2 separate regions of the Mus musculus genome follow, and region 1 is linked to region 2. Evidence: chromatin loops called from intact Hi-C (ENCODE). Cell type or tissue: left cerebral cortex. All regions are shown on one strand. Each heading gives the region's core, and the rest is flanking DNA. Links, peaks and the distances in the headings are about the cores only. Region 1 has its middle 13 kb from the start of Gm52892. Region 2 overlaps Tes (testis derived transcript).

What was found. Hi-C counts contacts between places; a loop is a spot of excess contacts. Peaks named below come from ENCODE experiments on the same cell type or tissue, not always from the same donor. Only the 100,000 strongest peaks of a DNase experiment are listed, where the experiment ranks them.
Region 1: it touches region 2 in a loop (8-fold over the local background); 6 of 42 quality-filtered maps call a loop at or near these places.

Annotation. Positions count from the first base shown.
Region 1 is chr6:17,208,009-17,216,611 of GRCm38, forward strand. No RefSeq gene overlaps it. Among named protein-coding and RNA genes, the nearest start is that of Gm52892, 13 kb to the left of the region's middle. In left cerebral cortex, for the core only: no CTCF peak of the experiment used is centred there; DNase peaks (open chromatin) are centred at 3,488 and 6,959.
Region 2 is chr6:17,101,464-17,110,066 of GRCm38, forward strand. It overlaps Tes (testis derived transcript), which reads left to right. Exons shown (of 7, transcript NM_207176.3): 7 at 3,130-4,362. The coding sequence ends at 3,318. The region is part of intron 1 of Gm4876 (predicted gene 4876); the gene reads right to left. Among named protein-coding and RNA genes, the nearest start is that of Gm15473, 40 kb to the left of the region's middle. In left cerebral cortex, for the core only: a CTCF peak has its summit at 4,425 (motif pointing right); a DNase peak (open chromatin) is centred at 4,435.

The DNA of each region.
Region 1 (8,603 bases), core at 400-8,399, 110 kb after region 2:
CAGGATTTTACAAGAAACCCAGAAGAAACAGTGAAGTGTTGTAGGCTGAGAAGCACTGGTATAAACTGGAACCCAGCTGAGTCTGCTTCCAGCAAAGTAATGCCCATTGGAATAATCTATCGTGCTATGCGATGCCATTAAAAAAACAATTGGTGTCCCTGTACCATTTGTGCTTGTTAGAGCCCATTCTCTACATCACATATGCTTCAGAGTCTGTTTCATAAGTTATTTCAACTGATCTATTTAGTAAAATAAAAAGTAGGGCAATCCCACATTTTTTTAAAATAAAAGAAAATTAATCTGGCTGATAAATGGAACCTATCCTATTCCATAGCATAACTTTTTCTTCATGTCATGCTTCCCTTATTAAGCAAACAAGAGGGAAAATACCAAGGGAAGTTTGGGAAACCAGGAAGTGTGACAGCTGAGAGATGACAGCATTTTATGTTTTCATAAGTCATGGTCATTTAGCAACTAGAAATGTGGGCCCAGACCATGGCTTTCAATGACAGCTTTCCCTCAGTGTGCCCAGAACATCTTTTTATTTATTCAACTATCCTTTTGTTTGTTTGCTTGTTTGGCTTCATAACTCCCCAGTCTTCTGCTGGGCAGATTTATTGAAAGTTAGTTTGAAATATATTAATGATCATAGTTTGATAGACAGACTGTGAGGTGCTCACCAAACTCTGTCTCTTCTGTTGCCTAAGAACAAAGATGAAGTGCATTTCCCAGCTGTTATGGGGCCTATGGTTGTCTGACTAAGGAAACACGAGCAGATATAATCTCTGTACTTAGAGGCTCAACAAAAACCCACGCCTCTGCCTGACTTCTTTCACATTGGTCAGAACTTTTTTTTTTAATGATTTGTTTTTATTTTATATTTATGGGTATTTTTATGCTCATAGGTCTGTATAACACGTGTGCCCAGTACCCAAGAAAGCCAGAAGAGGATATCAGAACCCCTGGACTGGCATTACAGACAGTCCTTTTCCATCACCTCAGTACTGAGAACTGAACCTCAGTCCTCTGAAAGAGTAGCTAGTGCTCTTAACTGCTGAGACATCTCTCCAGCCCCCAGAAGACCACGAGAGAATGCCTACAAGTCACCAAGTGAAAGGTGTTTCAGTCTCTGTACACTGACTAAGAACATCCATTGGGGCAATTTATTTAATCACAATTCCTAAGAACTTTTTGTAGCTGAATCATTGTGCAAAGATCTAATTCTTTACTTAAATTGTATTCTTAGAAATAGAATTTCTCTTCAAAACATGAAAACTTTGTTTCTGGAATTACTTTTCCAGAAACCTTGTATATCATTGAAAATTCCTATTCACAAGGAAGGTAATAGGAGTTTCCTGAGCAGCTCACACTTAGGACTCAACAGTATTTTCTAATGCAATAATTTGTGTAAGGCATTTGCTGGGACCCTGGGTCAATTCTATTAGTTATCAATTGTTTTAAATTAAATCTAGATGGCATGTCTATATTTTTTATTTGTTTCCTAGATCAAATGTCATGGAATAATATATATTTAAAATGTAAAATATAAGTTAACATAAATATAAATTAGGTTCAACTTTATTATGTTCATATATATATGTAAACTAGTGGTAGTGCATTACTCATTGTGTCTTGAAAACAAATTCTGCAAATGTCCTGTGTGATCTTTAATAAGATTGTCACGTTGCTGATAATTGTAGGATTGGTTACACAGCCGTGCAGATGTTTCCTTCTTGTAGTTTTTATTGGCTCAAAGTGAGCACAAGCTTTAGTTCAAACAAAGGTGAGAGAGTGAAATTTAAATGAGGATATGGTAGAATGAATGTGTGCTAGAAAAGAAAAGAAGATAAAAGAATCAGCTGTTTATTTAGTTTTCCTTTGAAACCCGCAGGCATCTCTGCTCCTGGTTTGACACTTACAGTCTAGAAAGTTTCCATGTGTGATGAACAGGACCTCTGTCTCCCCTTGGGAGCTTAAGCGAGCTGTGGTAGACCACAAGAACCAATGGAAATACCTCATCCTATTTATGCTGGATCACATTTCACCATTTCTGACAGATGCAGCTTTGGGGAAGAATATTAACGACCATGGGGGACACAGTAGTTGTTTGGAGACACCCGCAATAAATAGCCAAGAACTATTTCAAACAGACTTTCAAGGCCATTAAATGATTAAAACCCCAAGGAAGCATTTTCCTGTGGCTAGTAATGTACATATGTGTCTCTGTCTGTGTGCATGCATGTGCATGTGTGTGTACCTGTGTGTGTGTGTGCACGGATGCATGTGAGTGTGCATGCATCTGTGTGTGTATGCATGTGTATGTGTATTCTGCAGATGCATGTTTGTGTGTGCATGAATACGTGTATGTGTGAAGATGCATGTGTGTACATGTGTGTCTAACGAATACACTAGTGATGGTTAACTCTTCCAGAACTCCTATGTAGCAGTTGTCTTTCGATTGTTACAACAAATATTTGAGATAAGGAATGTGTAAGGAGAAGAGGTTGGATTGTTCTGGCTCAGGTTTGGAGGTCTTGGTTCATGATTTGTTGGCCTCAATGCTCTTGGGTCAACAGTGAGGAAGTACAGTGCAGTGTTTGCATGAAGCAGAGCAAAACTCCTTTGGTTCACAACCTGTAACAGAAGGAGAAATAGCCCACTATTCCTGTTAAAGGTACTCCCCCAGTGAATCATACACTTTCCACTAGTTCCACTTTTTGCAAGGTCTTCTATGTATCAATGATGCCATATCAAGGACCAAGCCTTTAATATCTGGGACTGTAGGGAACATGATATTCCAGTTGAAGAAATGTAGTACATTAATACCAAATAGTCCTTTAAGATTAAATTACTTTATTTCTCCTATGAGGTATGGCATTATATAATTTAAGTATTGTATGATTTAAAAACATATGCCTGTTTTTATGGTTATAATCCAAATGAATTAGTATCTCACAAGAGATTGTGGAAGATGCCTAGAGTCAAGAGGTCATGAGCAGCATCTTCAAGGGATCTTCCTTGCCATTAGTTAGCTATTACCAAAGACTTAAAAGGCCCATCTTGGATAGAAACTCAGTCTTTCCCACAGTAGGAAAGCTTATTCCTCCTATGGATAAGTAAGGACAAAAGACAACAAATTCTAACCAAGAAAACCAATTAATTCCTTAAAGCAAATAAGTCTGTTTTATCATAATTGATCTCTCCCAGAATCTTATAGCTATCAACCTAAAATACTAAAGTAAATTCCCATAGCAATTACAACTAGAATAAGGTTGAACACACACACACACACACACACACACACACACACACACACACACACACACACACATATAGTTTTGAAAATTGTTCAAATATGTCCAGGTTATGGTCATTCCTTCCTTAAGCTGCAGTGAGTCACAGTTCTGCTGAGACACTGGTGACTCAGAGCGATCCCTTCTGGATACTTGAGATGCCTCGGGTTTCCTCAGATAGATTTCATTAGAACCAACAGTCTAATTCTTCCTCCAACATTTTTTTTTTCTGGCATCCAAGATTCTTGCAGCCATCTGTGAAGGAAGAATAACAATTACTCCTCAAAGAACTGCCTCAGGATTATCCTTACACAGATTGGAGGGAAGTCCCAGAAACTATGTGCCTGCAGTCATATGAGACGTGTCAAAAATGTTAAGGGGCAGGGTGTGGCCACGCCGCTGCTTTGGATCTGAGTAGAAAGGCTCAGTGAATAAGTCTGTGTTTCGGCGGGGGGGGGGGGGGGGTGGTTATTTGTTTTAAAGACCATAAGGACAAAGTACTTGGTTCAAGCCACATTCCACTGAAGCAAATTCTTAAGAACAAACATTGTTGAGCTGAAATCGAAGCTCATATTTAAAAGGAGAGATGAACTATCACACAAGAAGCTAGACTATTATCACTGGGGAACAATTTCTATACATTTGAACCAGAAGTAATTCTAATGATACTAATATGTTCATATAACATTTGATGATAGACACATTTATACCAATGTTTCATGAGCATTAAAATGTAGGGAAATTAATAAAAAAAAAGATTAAGAAAATGTATGATTGGCAGGACCTCATCTAATGGGAACATATGAGGAGTATACATTCCACTAAAATGATCATTTTTGCGAGTTTTCAGTGCCTTTAAAGCTGTTCTGATGGGAAAGAGTTACTCATTCCAGTTTAATAGAACAAAAAATAAAACAAGGGGGTCAGTTAAGGAGGCCTGTTGGGAGATACTAATGCAGATGATGACTGGAAAGTATGAAAAGGAAAACTGAAGAATAAACACAGGAGTTTCCTGATGGCCAGGCCTTTGTCAGGCACTAGGGAATCAATGGAAAACCAGCAGTTGGGTCTGAGTCAGGAGCACTGCTTAGAAAGTTAACCAAGACCCACGCATCCCTTCTTTGTCCACTGCTGAGCACTTCAGGCTGGGCTGGCTTTCTTTAGATTCTCCCCTTCTACCTCCCAGTCAACTGTAGCCAGGACGAGCCAATAATCACTGCATATAACAGTGAGTGAGTGAGGAGCGCCCAGCCTCAACCCCTGGCGGGCGTGGGACTCCATTTAATTTTGACATTAAAGGGTATAGATGATTAGCAAATGATTTATAAATAATTACAACAATCTTCACAGAGGCTTCAATTTCCTTGGTGATTATTTCAGCACTCTGGAATGCATGTGTTAGGTAATTGCAAATTAATAATTAGTAAGGTGTTATTACTCTTGTGACTAGGGAAGCTCCTGCTTAAGTAGCTTTGAGAGATAAGCAAAATAAGCCGCCTGCTTTGTATTAATGTAATTCTAGAGTATTTTGTCTCAGAGTCATTCATAGCAATATTAAGATCCGTCATCATTAGTTCTTGATAGTTAAATTTCTGGTCTATGCCCTGGAGAAGCCTCTGTCATAATTTTATTGAGCAAAACTCAGAAGACTGGGACAAAAGTTTTCTAACCTCCGTGATGAGTTTGTGGTGACACTACAAGAGATGGATGTCCCTGAAGCTTGTCATTTCTGTCTTCCATTACTATTTTCAGGGTGTCTCTTAGATATGGGGACTCTGCTGGATACGTTTTCCATTCATTCTCTCGATGTACAGCCACTTGTAAGCTTTCACATGTATATACTTTGCTTTTCTCCTTTTCTTTCTCTGTTTTATAATTGGAAGGCTTTTTTGTGTAGTGTGCTGCTTTCAGAAGATAAATTGTTGCTTACAATATATCTCAGTAGTAGAGAGCCTCGTGAGCGTGCACGGGGTCTTGTATTCAGTTCTAGGTGCCAAAAAATACACGGGTGTGAGTGAATGGTATTGTGTACATTTAAGGTACACAATACAATATTATGTGCTACAGAGAATAAATGGTTATGACAGTGAGGGAGTTTGACGTATTCGTCATGTACACATCTCTCTCTCTCATTCTTCTGGTTAAAATTTCTTACAGTTATTTTCTATTTTAAATCAAATTATATTATGCATACACAAGGTACATAATAAGATGTCATGGGCTATTTAGAGGACACAAGTTACTGTAATGAGCTGATTAAAATATGCAGGTCCACAGATTTTATTGACATGACCAGTTATTTCATGATTCATAAAACTCAGGGTAAGAATGAGCGAAAAGGAACACATCTATAACTTAACACTTCTTACTTTCTCACCCAGAGTGGTAGGTAGTCTGTGAAAACATTTTCAACACTCTTTATGAATCTCTCAGGGAGTTTGAGCAGCTCTGAAATTATTTCTGCACCAGAAATAAATTTCGCAAACACTACTGTTTGCAGCAAGCTTGAAGTCATTTTCCAGTTACTGACCTCAAGGTGAGTTTTCTTCCTCTGGAGGTGTCACAAAACTCGATTGCCACCTCCCAAGTCTATCTGTCTACTGGAGGTAAATAAAGTATAGAAATGACCACATGAATGTACACACATATACATGCACATACATTCACATAAGCACACACACACAATCAATGTGGAAGAGAATGAAAGGAGATTCATGAAAGACATATTGAATTCATAATCTCAGCTTACTTCTGGTAAAATTCTATGTGACAGAAGCCTTACTCTGTTCCTCCCAGTAGACAACACAGCAAAGTGACATCAGCAAGTCCACATATACATCTGCCCAGCTCTGGCATTGGGTTTTACTGCTGGTGGAAAGCAGAATAAGAAGTCCAAAGGGGAAACAAGGCTCCTTTCACGGTAGAATGTGGGTGACCCCACCTAGAGAGCATACAGTATGCTTCTCTAGGATGTGGGTTACGGCTAACATCTACAAAAAAAAAAAAAAAAGAGTAAAACAGATTTGTGGAGATTTAAGCAAGTAGCAATCATTTCTATTGTATTAAAATAACATTGGCACCTGTGGTGCTTTGATGTTGTGTTATCTGATTCATTAATACTTCCCTCATGGTCACAGAGTACCTGTCCTGACTCTAGAGCACACATCCTCATCAGAGAAACAAGCTGGGGATCTCTTCCGTGTTCCACGCCATTTGGGCATGCTCTGGGCTTTGGGGCATGAAATGTTCTGTATAGATGGTATTGAGTGTTTAGGTGGTTCAGTCACCCTGCTTGCTCTAATATAACTAGTTATAGATGAGAAAAAAAATGAGTGAAAACACGGAGTTTTCCTTTAAATCATCATGTTCACTCTTTTACTATATTCTCTTCCGCATTCCCGGTATCACCATCTATCCAAACTTCAGCTCTAGTGGTTGCTTTATTGTTTGTTGGTTGTTTTCCCCCTGTAACTACAAATGGTGGCCGCAGTCTTGAACATCCAGCTAAAATCACTGTTTGCCCGCTAGCCTAGAGACATTCTCTGGTTCTGACTCTACCCACCCAGCTTTTGACGTTTCTCACAGCACGTTGGCTTCTCTTTTCATTCATCTCTTTCTCTCAAAGGCAGAGCATCCCCTTCAGCTGCTGCTGAGTCCCTCTGAGCCCACACAATGCACTTCTGTGTGGTGATCTCGGACAGATGTGCTTTTTGCAATGGGTCCCATTCTGCTTGCTTATTTACGATGTATTCCTCCGACTTCAGTCTTTAGTCTGGAACAAAATAAACTGGAGCATTCATTTCTTCTCATTTATACCGAGGCTGCGTTCTCATCAATTTGAAATGGTTTGTTAATTAAATCAAGCTCTTAAATCCTTGTCTGAAAAGCCATAGAATGTATGAGGCAAGGTTTAAAGGCACAACTTTGTTATTTAAGAGAAAACTCAAGAACAAGGAAGCAACCAACAGCATTCAGCAGCAGGCCACCTTCTTGCTACAGCTTTCATGGTGTTTGTGCGAATGTTAACACAAGTGTTTCCCAAACTCTATGTCAGTGTTTTCCAGTTACTGCTCTTCCTTCCAATGGCTACTTTATGCACTGAGTGCATTGACCCCAGAAGAGCATTTAAGATGCATCATGTCTCGTTTGACACATGAGGAAATACAAACCACAGAAGCAGAATAACACCCTAGGGTTGGTTCACAGCCAATGAGTAGCAGAGAAGGGTTTGGGCACCAGGATCCTCACACCCAATTCAGAGCTTTTTTCCCAGTCACCTGGAGTTGGAGGATGCCTCCCAAGCACCTGGAGAGCCACAGGTGAGGGTGACATGGTGACAGCTCACACTTCACACTACATACAGGCTGTCATTAAGGCAGACATAGATGTTTTTCAAGGCTAAATCAAAAGCTACAGGTTGAGCCAAGAATGCTGCCACATACAACAATCCCACACTCAGAAGTTCAGGTGGGTTAAGTAGTGAGTTCAAGACCAGATAGCACTACATAACCAGATCCAGTCTCACAAACAAAGACAGGGAAAAAAACCCTCAAACTCCCCCATAAAAAAACCCTACAGAGTAGATGGCAGATGAAAATGAAGTAACTAATATGGACCTGCTACCTTGGCACACTGGCAAGTTTACTCTCCACACTTACTGGACCACATTGGATGAGGCCTGCAGAGCAAAGCTTAAGAGGTCCAAGAAAGACAGAGGTGATGGCTTCCAAGCTCAGCCCTCCCAGGGCATCTCAGTAAAGTTCTGCCTGGTAGTGATTAGTTGTAGGGAACATTGTGTTTTATGCATTAATTAGTTGTAAGTAGGATGATCAATTGACCTAAGGGGGATTTCAGTTAGAAAGTGGAGTAGGGTGGAGTCATGGAAAGGAAACATTATCCTTGCTGTGACTTGGGTTAAAAAACATATTCATCCCAGCAACACAACTCAGGTCCCTTCTAGAAGTCTCCACAAAGAAGAACCTGTGTCAACAGCCAAATCCTAGGCTTTTGCTTGCATAGGGATCTGGCCATATAGGCCTCATATTTAGTAACTATCTACCATATGCAAGACAGGCTCATTACTGTTAATATTCACAACAACAAGATGGCTTTTCTTTGTACTAGAGGCTTAGAAAACATGTCACCAAAGTATTTCCAAGTGTCTGTTTTAGCATTTGTCTTTTGAAAGAGGTTCTATTGTTTGTGTTCTCTCTGAAGAGAGAACAATTCCAGTGCCTTCTACTAGAAAAGCAGTTAATCTTATCTTCTTGGGTTTTTAAATCAACAAACAAAACACTTCAAGGAGAACTG
Region 2 (8,603 bases), core at 333-8,332:
TTGTTACTGTCCACACAAAGCTGTCTGTGACTTTTGTTACTGTCCACACAAAGCTGCACCTGCTCCAACAGTCATGACCATGGCAGAGGAGGACCAAAATGTGGTCATGATCCTAAGCCTTCGCTGACTTACCTGTCACCCGCTGCAGCTCCCTAACTCAGATGGCACATCTCCGAGGCATGTTACCTTCTGGGTTTAGCTCCTGCCTTGATTACCTTTTGCTCACTGTCACCTGTGCCTTGTTTTATAGAAGGACCCATGTGCTGTCGCTCCAGACTCGCTTTTCACAAAAGCTTTGCTGACTCCCTTAACCTCATCCTGTTCTCTCTGGCTGGCCTCTCCTTGTTGTGTGTGTGTGTGTGTGTGTGTGTGCTTGTGTGTGTGCTTGTGTGTGTGCTTGTGTGTATGTGTGTGGCAGCAGCCTTTCCCTCTATCTTCAGGATCTACACTTGGGAAATTCGGGAACAACTCACTTGTTTTGCTCTTATTTCTCATTTGTTTGTGGTTCATTTTAGACTTCCCTCCTCTGAGGAACATGATAGTAAATAGCTATATGTAGGAATAGTATATAACCCTAAATGCTGGTAACTTACCTACAGAAGAAGGCTATCTTAGTGCTCAGTTTTTGTAGCATTTATGATCTTCATTTTAAGAAGGAAATATAAATCCATGAGGACCAAGATATTTTTTTCCTCTCCTCCCAACATAAAACAGAATCCCAGGTACCCATAAATATTTCCTTAGTCAAGGTATAAACAAATGAAACTGTTTTATTCAGTGTTTGTAACCTCCTCGCCGTATTGTGGTGTCAAATCAGTGGACAGAAGTAACTCTATTTTTAGAATAAACAGTTTTGAAAAAGAATATGTAATCATTTCAATCATGTGATCAGTAAAGGAAACCATTGGCTTTGCCTGATATTAAAGCGAGCTGTCTTTCTCTCACCCGGGCAGGAACAGCGAGCTGCACATCTTTGGAGCTTATTTAGCTCACTGTATTTATCTGTGCACAGACTTTGATATTTAAAAAAGAAGTGGAAGAGAAAACATTTTTAGACCTGAAGAAATGTCCTCAGTCTAAACAGGGCATTTCTGAGGTAAAAATTACCCAGAAGGAGGGGTGAGATGGGAAGATAGCTGGTTTGTTTCCGTGTGCTCACCACACTTCACTGGCCACCCAGGATTCACATCTGCAGGGCTTCCAGGGTTCCCCAGCCAGAGAACCCATGGTGACACATCATTAGGTGGGATGGAAGGACATAGCTCTTTGAACTGCGTGAGAATTGCATCACAGGAAATGCACGCCAGGCACACTGGTGAATGGGTATAGTCCCCATGCAGGGTCTTCATGCACATAGAGCTTTGAGCTTTTGGGGGAAGCAAGGATCTGCTAGTATTACCTACCTGGAATCGTATCTAAGATTCTAAGGTGCGTGGTGATCGACTGCATTTGTGAAGCTAAGCTGTATGGAAGCATAAGCCTAAATTCAGCATGCCGTTTGTATATTCATTTGATGCTCTTTGACCTAAAGAATCCCCTTAACTTCACATATAATTGAATAGTTTTGTCTTCCTTTGTATACTGAAAATGAAAAAGCTATGTCTTATCTAATAATGAAAGGATCCACAATTAATGTGACCAAACAGAAAGAAAAAAAGGAAGTAAATCATAAGGAAATAGAATATTCCATGTGAAATGGCTCCTCTGTCACACAGTTTTAGAGTGCTAAAAGGCTAATATGAAGCACAGAAAACCAGAACATTCTACATGAGCTGTTACACTACAGAAATTCCACGAAGAGCAACTGTTTTGCCTGGTGCAGCTGTAGATTCAGGGGGAACTTTCTGCTTTAACATTGGATATCATCTGCATTCAGGACTCCTATCTGCAGCATGCAAAGAAAGTATGTCCATTTCCCAGCCAGGAGGTAGTTGTTTGACCTGTAGATAGAGTCTCTGTAGTAAGAAGCTATGCAGCTGTAAAGTATACAAAAAGTATACTTCGGGTCTGGAGGGGCTGTGTACTATGGATCATCTCAATGCCCAACAGTGGCCGTCCTCATTGCAGTAACTTCCAACCAAGAGACAAGATCAGTGCCGTATGGTATGCCCTCAGTTCTTGGAAAACAAAGAGTTTAGATGTTTCACATTTTTATTCGGATCACATATAAGCAAATGACTCTGGTGCTTTGGAGCGTTCCACGAGGTAGTTTTCTGCTATAACACAAAGGCTTGTTTCTTGTTCTCTTTATGTGTATGCTCAGTTATGGAGAGTATTATGCGCATGTTTACCTCACTTGTATATTGGAGTATAACATACACAGGATACTGACTAGGAATATACCTCCGTTAGCACAGTACTCGCCTAGCATCCATGATGCCCTGGATTTGATCCCCAGCGCTACCCAAATCACCCAGCATCACAGCACGTGGGAGTTGCAGGGAAGAGTATGAGGAACTAAGGTCCAGACTAATATCTTTTCCAAGACAAAACAAGACAAAGAGTGCTGCAGGGAGGGAAAGTTCATGGCAGAGATCAGAGATAAGCAATGACTAAACTTATGGCAGAGCAGAAGCTAATTAATTGCAAGTCGTATCTATGACGTGAACGTGTCATTCTTTCTTAAGTACTGTTTGTAGTTTTCATCGAATCCTTAATTATTTTGAGCAGGATTTTAGTTTAGTGGGCGTCAATAACCATGTGCATCAGTGTCGTAAGCGTGATGCGTCCATGTCGTAGATAGGATGTTACCACTCCAAAGCGTTAATGAGTGAGGGAAAATAATCTTACAGACTTTCCTGCTAGTTATTTTGGTGAAATCTACTACAATTTGACTGGGAAAAAATGCAGTGTTTTGGAATTTGCCATCAGAACTTACAATTTACAACACCTCAGGGACATCTAAGGTAGTCCACCTGTAGATGGACTTCCTGCTACCGGCTATTTCTCAACACACGTAGGTCCCTGATGGCTACAATGCTTCACAAAGATGTCACTGTCACCTGTACATCTTTTATAGCCTCTTAAAACTTAACCATCTACAGACTCAGGTTCAGCCTGCCCTCAGGTGCAGGTGCAGCTGGTATGGCCCGTCTCTAACCCTCTTCTCTCTGCTTTATTCCTGAGCAGGTGTGTCAAGGATGCCACAATGCCATCGACCCGGAAGTGCAGCGAGTAACGTACAACAACTTCAGCTGGCACGCATCCACAGAGTGTTTCCTGTGCTCTTGCTGCAGCAAGTGTCTTATCGGGCAGAAGTTCATGCCCGTAGAAGGGATGGTTTTCTGTTCCGTGGAGTGTAAGAGGATGATGTCCTAAGAGGAGTGTACCAAGCCGTATGGAGCCATAGCTGTCCACAGTGGCCTGCATTTCATGATAAACTGCAGTTTGAAAAAAAAAATAAAAGGAAAAAAACCCTACATAATAAACCAGAATATTTTGTCTAATATTTTTTTCTTTTTAACCTTATGAATTTTGTCTGTCTTAATTTTAAATGACTTTTCATGATTTAAAAAAAAACAGTAAAGAATTGTAGCTTTTATTTCTATACATTAATTAAATCTTTGAATTGGAAGCTTGAATTTAATCAGTCCTTATAACTGCATACTCCTAGTGCCAAATTTATATTAAGTGATAGATATGAAATCACTTAAAATTAGTGTCCTGGGAGAGATGACCATTTTAACTTCTATGCTTATTTCACATGGGAAATGTAAAGGAAGTTGCATGTTGCCTGACATGACGCTGTGCACATAGCCTGCCTCATCGATGGATGACAAGGTGACATCAGCTCGGTGAATCCTTCTGGCAGACAGCGTGGTCCACGATGGGCGTTCCTTTGCCTAAGCCTTTGCATCCCCTGGTGAGGCAGAGGGGCCTCTCTCACTGCATCTCTCTCTCTGTTTACCTCACCTCCCCATGTTCGCTTTTGCATCTAGTGACCGCCATCTGTGGCCTTGCATATTTTCTATGTGTGTGGCTGGAACAATATGTGCACTTTGCTCTTAGAGATTATTATTTTTTGCCCAGAACATAAAAGTAGGCCATTCATTTAGTTATTTTTTTTTGAAACCCAAAGAATATGTATAGGTTTTGGTACCCAGGGAATTGTAACTTGTGCTAATATCACCTCTCTGCCATGCCTTGACTCAATTTTGCATGATTTATGGTGTTACCAGATGGATCCTCTCTTGTGCTACCTCTGAGCTTGCTGTAGACACAAAGGCTATTTTCTTTGCCTGTGCACTCCCATCCTTGGGTGTTTTTAATGTTTTCCCTTGTATGCATTCATACATAACTATGCACTATAAATATTAAATGGAATGACTTATGTTATTGAAAATAAAGTCTCTTTCACTTTAATAATTGTCTTTCTATGTCCTTTTTGTGAGTGGGAAAATCCTTCTGCAGTTGAGTGTCATGTACAGCAGGGGGCACTGTCTCCAAGAGTAAAAATATTCCTGACAAAAGTAAAGGCAGCTGCAGCTAGGGCAGACAGATTGGATTTGTCTTTGCAGATAAAGAGTGGGTTTCATAAAGACTGAAACCAGGACTTTTTGGTAATTCTTAAGTCATGCAGGAGTCTGTTATTTTTTTAGTTAAACTTTAAAAGGAGTCAAGTGTTGCATTTTTAGTTGTTTTGGGAGGATTTTTTTTTTTTTTGAGACGGTGTCTCACTAGGTAGCCCAGACTAGTCTACCTCAAACTCTCAGTTCTGTGTCAGCCTTCCAAATGTTAAGCTTTCAAGTGGTGTGCCCCATTATGCCTAGCTATAAATAGGATCTTATAAAATTTCCTAAGTATTTTTGGGTCTGGATTCTAGATTATTAGCAGACTTTGTATGCGTGGGTTTTTTCTTCAGTTTGAATCTGGGTTGGTTGTTTTGTTTTGAGATAGGGTCCCATGTATCTTAGGATGGCCTCAGAATCGCTACATAGACAAAGATGACCTTGCACTTCTGATCGTCGTTGTCTCTTTCTCCAAGTGCTGGGGTTTCACCAGTATACCCTGGACCTGTTTTATGTTGTTTCTTGGTCAAATTCAGAGTTTTGTGCGTGCTGAGCACACATCCTGCGCATTGTCCTTGCCCCCACTCTGAATGTTTGTGTCTTAGTAATCTTAGTTTTTCTGACCCATGATCAGGGTGTTTGGTTTGGTGTTTTGTTTGTTTGTTTTCAGTTACTGTTGAGTACTGCTGCTCTGTGTGTGAGAAGCACACACACACACACACACATACACACATACATAGAGACACACTCATACATAGAGGCACACTCATGGAATAGATCCCTAAGTACTTACTCAACAAGCACACTGAATCCCATCTGCATTCTGGCTCCTCCGATGGTGAAAAGCACCGTTTGGAGTTTGAACACACAGAACGGTGTGAAAGTTGTCATCCAATTCAGCATACAATGCCCTGGTGAAATACACCACTTTACTCTTATCTTTGCCTTGGTTTGCCTTAAATAGTAGAGATATTTTCCAGTCCATTTTGACTATAATGTTTAATGCCCCCCCCCCCCATTGGCAAAGTGAGGCTAAAGCAGAATAGACTCTTCCCAAGTCCTCCGGCTGGCTGTCCCAATGCCTCTGACTGAGACAGAATGAGGGTGACACTAAGTGTCATTCACTAAGAATAATTACATGTATCTATCATGGAACAAATGAAATGTGGGGATGGTGTAGATCCACCAGGCCTGGATCTCCCCTCAGTAGTTAGTTTGCCCTTGCAGTATAAGATTGTGGCCTCCTTGTCTAAGAGGTGCTCAAGATACCTGGACATGTTTGTTGTTAGTTGATGCCCATGTTTGCTTCTGTTGCTATGATAAACACCATTACCATAAACAGTTTCAGAGGGCATTTGGCTTACAGATTAGAATCCCTTATTGAGGGAAACTCAGAAAGGATCCTAGAGCCAGAAACTGAAACAGACTTTGGAGAAATGTTTCTACCATCTTGTTCCTTTTGCCTTTCTTACACAACTCAGGCACATTTGCCTAGGAATGATACCGCCCACAGTGGGCTGGGCCCGCCTTCATCCATTAGCAATAAAAGAAAATGCCTCATACACACATCTCTTTTCAAGAGTCTACAACACTGGTTCTCAACCTGTGTGTTGCGGCCCTTTCACTGGGGTCTCAAGGCCATCTGAAAACAGGTAATTACTTTACCATTTGTAGGAGCAATGAAAATACTCCTATGGCTGGGGCTTAAGCACAACCTGAGGAACTGTACTAAAAGGTCACAGGCTTAGGAAGGCTGAGGACTACTAACTACTGTGGAAGCAATAAGCAAATGCTAGAAGAGGCAACTGACCAGTGAAGCAACAGAGCGATCTTCCCAGGCTGGGGGGAGGGGGGGATAGAACCCTGACTGAGCTCCCTTACTACAAAATCCAACACTAAGCAATTCCCTGGAAGTTGAAAATGGAAGTTTTAAATCTAGATTTGTGTGTTTCTTTTACTAAATGTGAACCATGTAGAACATTTTTTTTAAATTCTAATTACCTGGTATTGATAGATTAATATTCTTTTTCTCATTAAAAAATCATTCTAGGTCAGTTCTCAGAAGCAGATCTTACAGGGTTTTTGGTTTTGTTTTGTTTTTTTTTTTGTTTGTTTGTTTTTTTATGCCTGGTACGGCATGAATTTGACAACCACATCATTACAGTTCACAGTAGCAAAAGGCTCACTAAGAGAGAGTGTAGAACAATTGCTGGTACTTAGGCAATACCAGAGGTGTCCTCTTTCTCCACAAAAGCCATCATCTTGGATATTAAAAGACATGACAGTGATCTCTGCTTTTCCTGTCCTCCAAACAGCAGTGGGAACTCAAGAGCAGTGGGTTCAGTGAGGAAGGAGAAGGGGGAAATGTCTTGGGGTCCAGGAAATTCAAAGGAAGATGCAGACTCAGCATCAGCTTCTACACAGTGGTCCATGAGAGATGCTTCATACCCTCCCTGGATGCTCATTGATTGTGAACTACTTCAGGGAGGCTGCACGTACACTGTTCATCTCTAAATAGAACAATCTTGGATACAAATAGGATTTGAGAAAGTGATGTTTTGCATATATATATAAATATGTATATATATATATATATATATATATATATATATATATATATATATATGTAATTTCCACTGATGGAATCCCAGTCGCTCAGGTGTCCTGTTGGCCTTCACATTTGGGACATTTTTAACAATTTTTTTTGTTTTTAACTTCTTATTGTATATGAATTATACACCATGCACCCCCAATCCCACTCATCTCGTCACCCCTTTACAGCATCTATATCTCAAGTCCTGGGGTATCTTCTCCATCCTTGCAACCTCCCCTCAAAAAATAGAAATAAAAATAAAAAAATTAAAACCTCAAAATCAAAACAAAACAAAACAAACAACAACAAAAATCTCACTGTGGAAGCTGCAGTGTGTCACAATGTGTCACACGGGTATTCCTTTGGCCAAACCTCTTTACTTCCAAATGTTCATTGCAATGAGTCTGGTTTGAGGCCTCTGGCTTCTGCTATACTATCAATACTGGAATCTCACTGGGGTTTCTCTCAGATATCCTGTTGTCGGTCTGTGTCGTGGAAACTCTGCAGCTTTGGATCTGCAGGACTGGCCCCTTCACACACTCCAGCATTTCACAGATGGGGCAGATGTTGGGGTGAGCATATTCAAAGCCCTGGATCTGGGCCTGGGTTGGAGTTGCTGAACCCATCAGCTTTCCTGTACCCAAGCCACCAGGCTAGGTCTACTGTGCTGCCCAGGTGAAGCGCGGGGGCTTTCTGCTTATTTTAAACAAGATATTACAGATTGTCTCTTTTTAATAAGTCCTGACCATACTGCAGTGTCTGGTCTTTAAGCATAGATTTCCAAATTGACTCAAGTGTTTCAGACGAGTTTCACCATAGGCAAGAGAGTCAGGGTTGAGTCATTCTTAAGCAATTTGTAACACGTAGTGTTTAAGCTCTTCCAACTTTGCTATGGTAACCAAAGAGACACCACCACCCAAGAACAGTTTTAAGTTCTCATCTTAAAATGACCTGGCATATCTGAACTTGTCTTCTGAGTTTGTCTGTAACTCTTTAGAACACTTAAGACTGTCCCTGACTGCATAAAAAATGCCTTTCCTGACCCCTGGTAACTGTTCAATGTTAACTCTTGACTTTACTGAGTGCTTACCTGTGTGAAAAGGCCTGCTTCCTTGTGTTGTGTAGATAGAAGTTTTAGCACACAACCTGACAGGCATTGTGGTTTGATTAATAGGGTGTGTTGTTTTGGTTTTTCATATATTTACCGGTGCTTAAATAACTGTGGCTAATTATTCTGTCCTTTCATGGGAAGCAAGTCATCGTAGCTTCTATTTAATCTGATAATATATTTTGAAACAATCAAAACAAAATGCCATTAACCTTTATGGTTGTTTTGAATGGCATTTTAAATGACATTTATAAAGGCTGTTATTGATCTTTCTTCGATGTGCATTTCCACAGGATGTCTTGCCCTTCACCCAGTAACAAAAGCACCTTCTACCCAGTTACCATTGCTAGTCAACCGCTATTGCATGTAGACACGTTGGAGTCAATTCTCCATA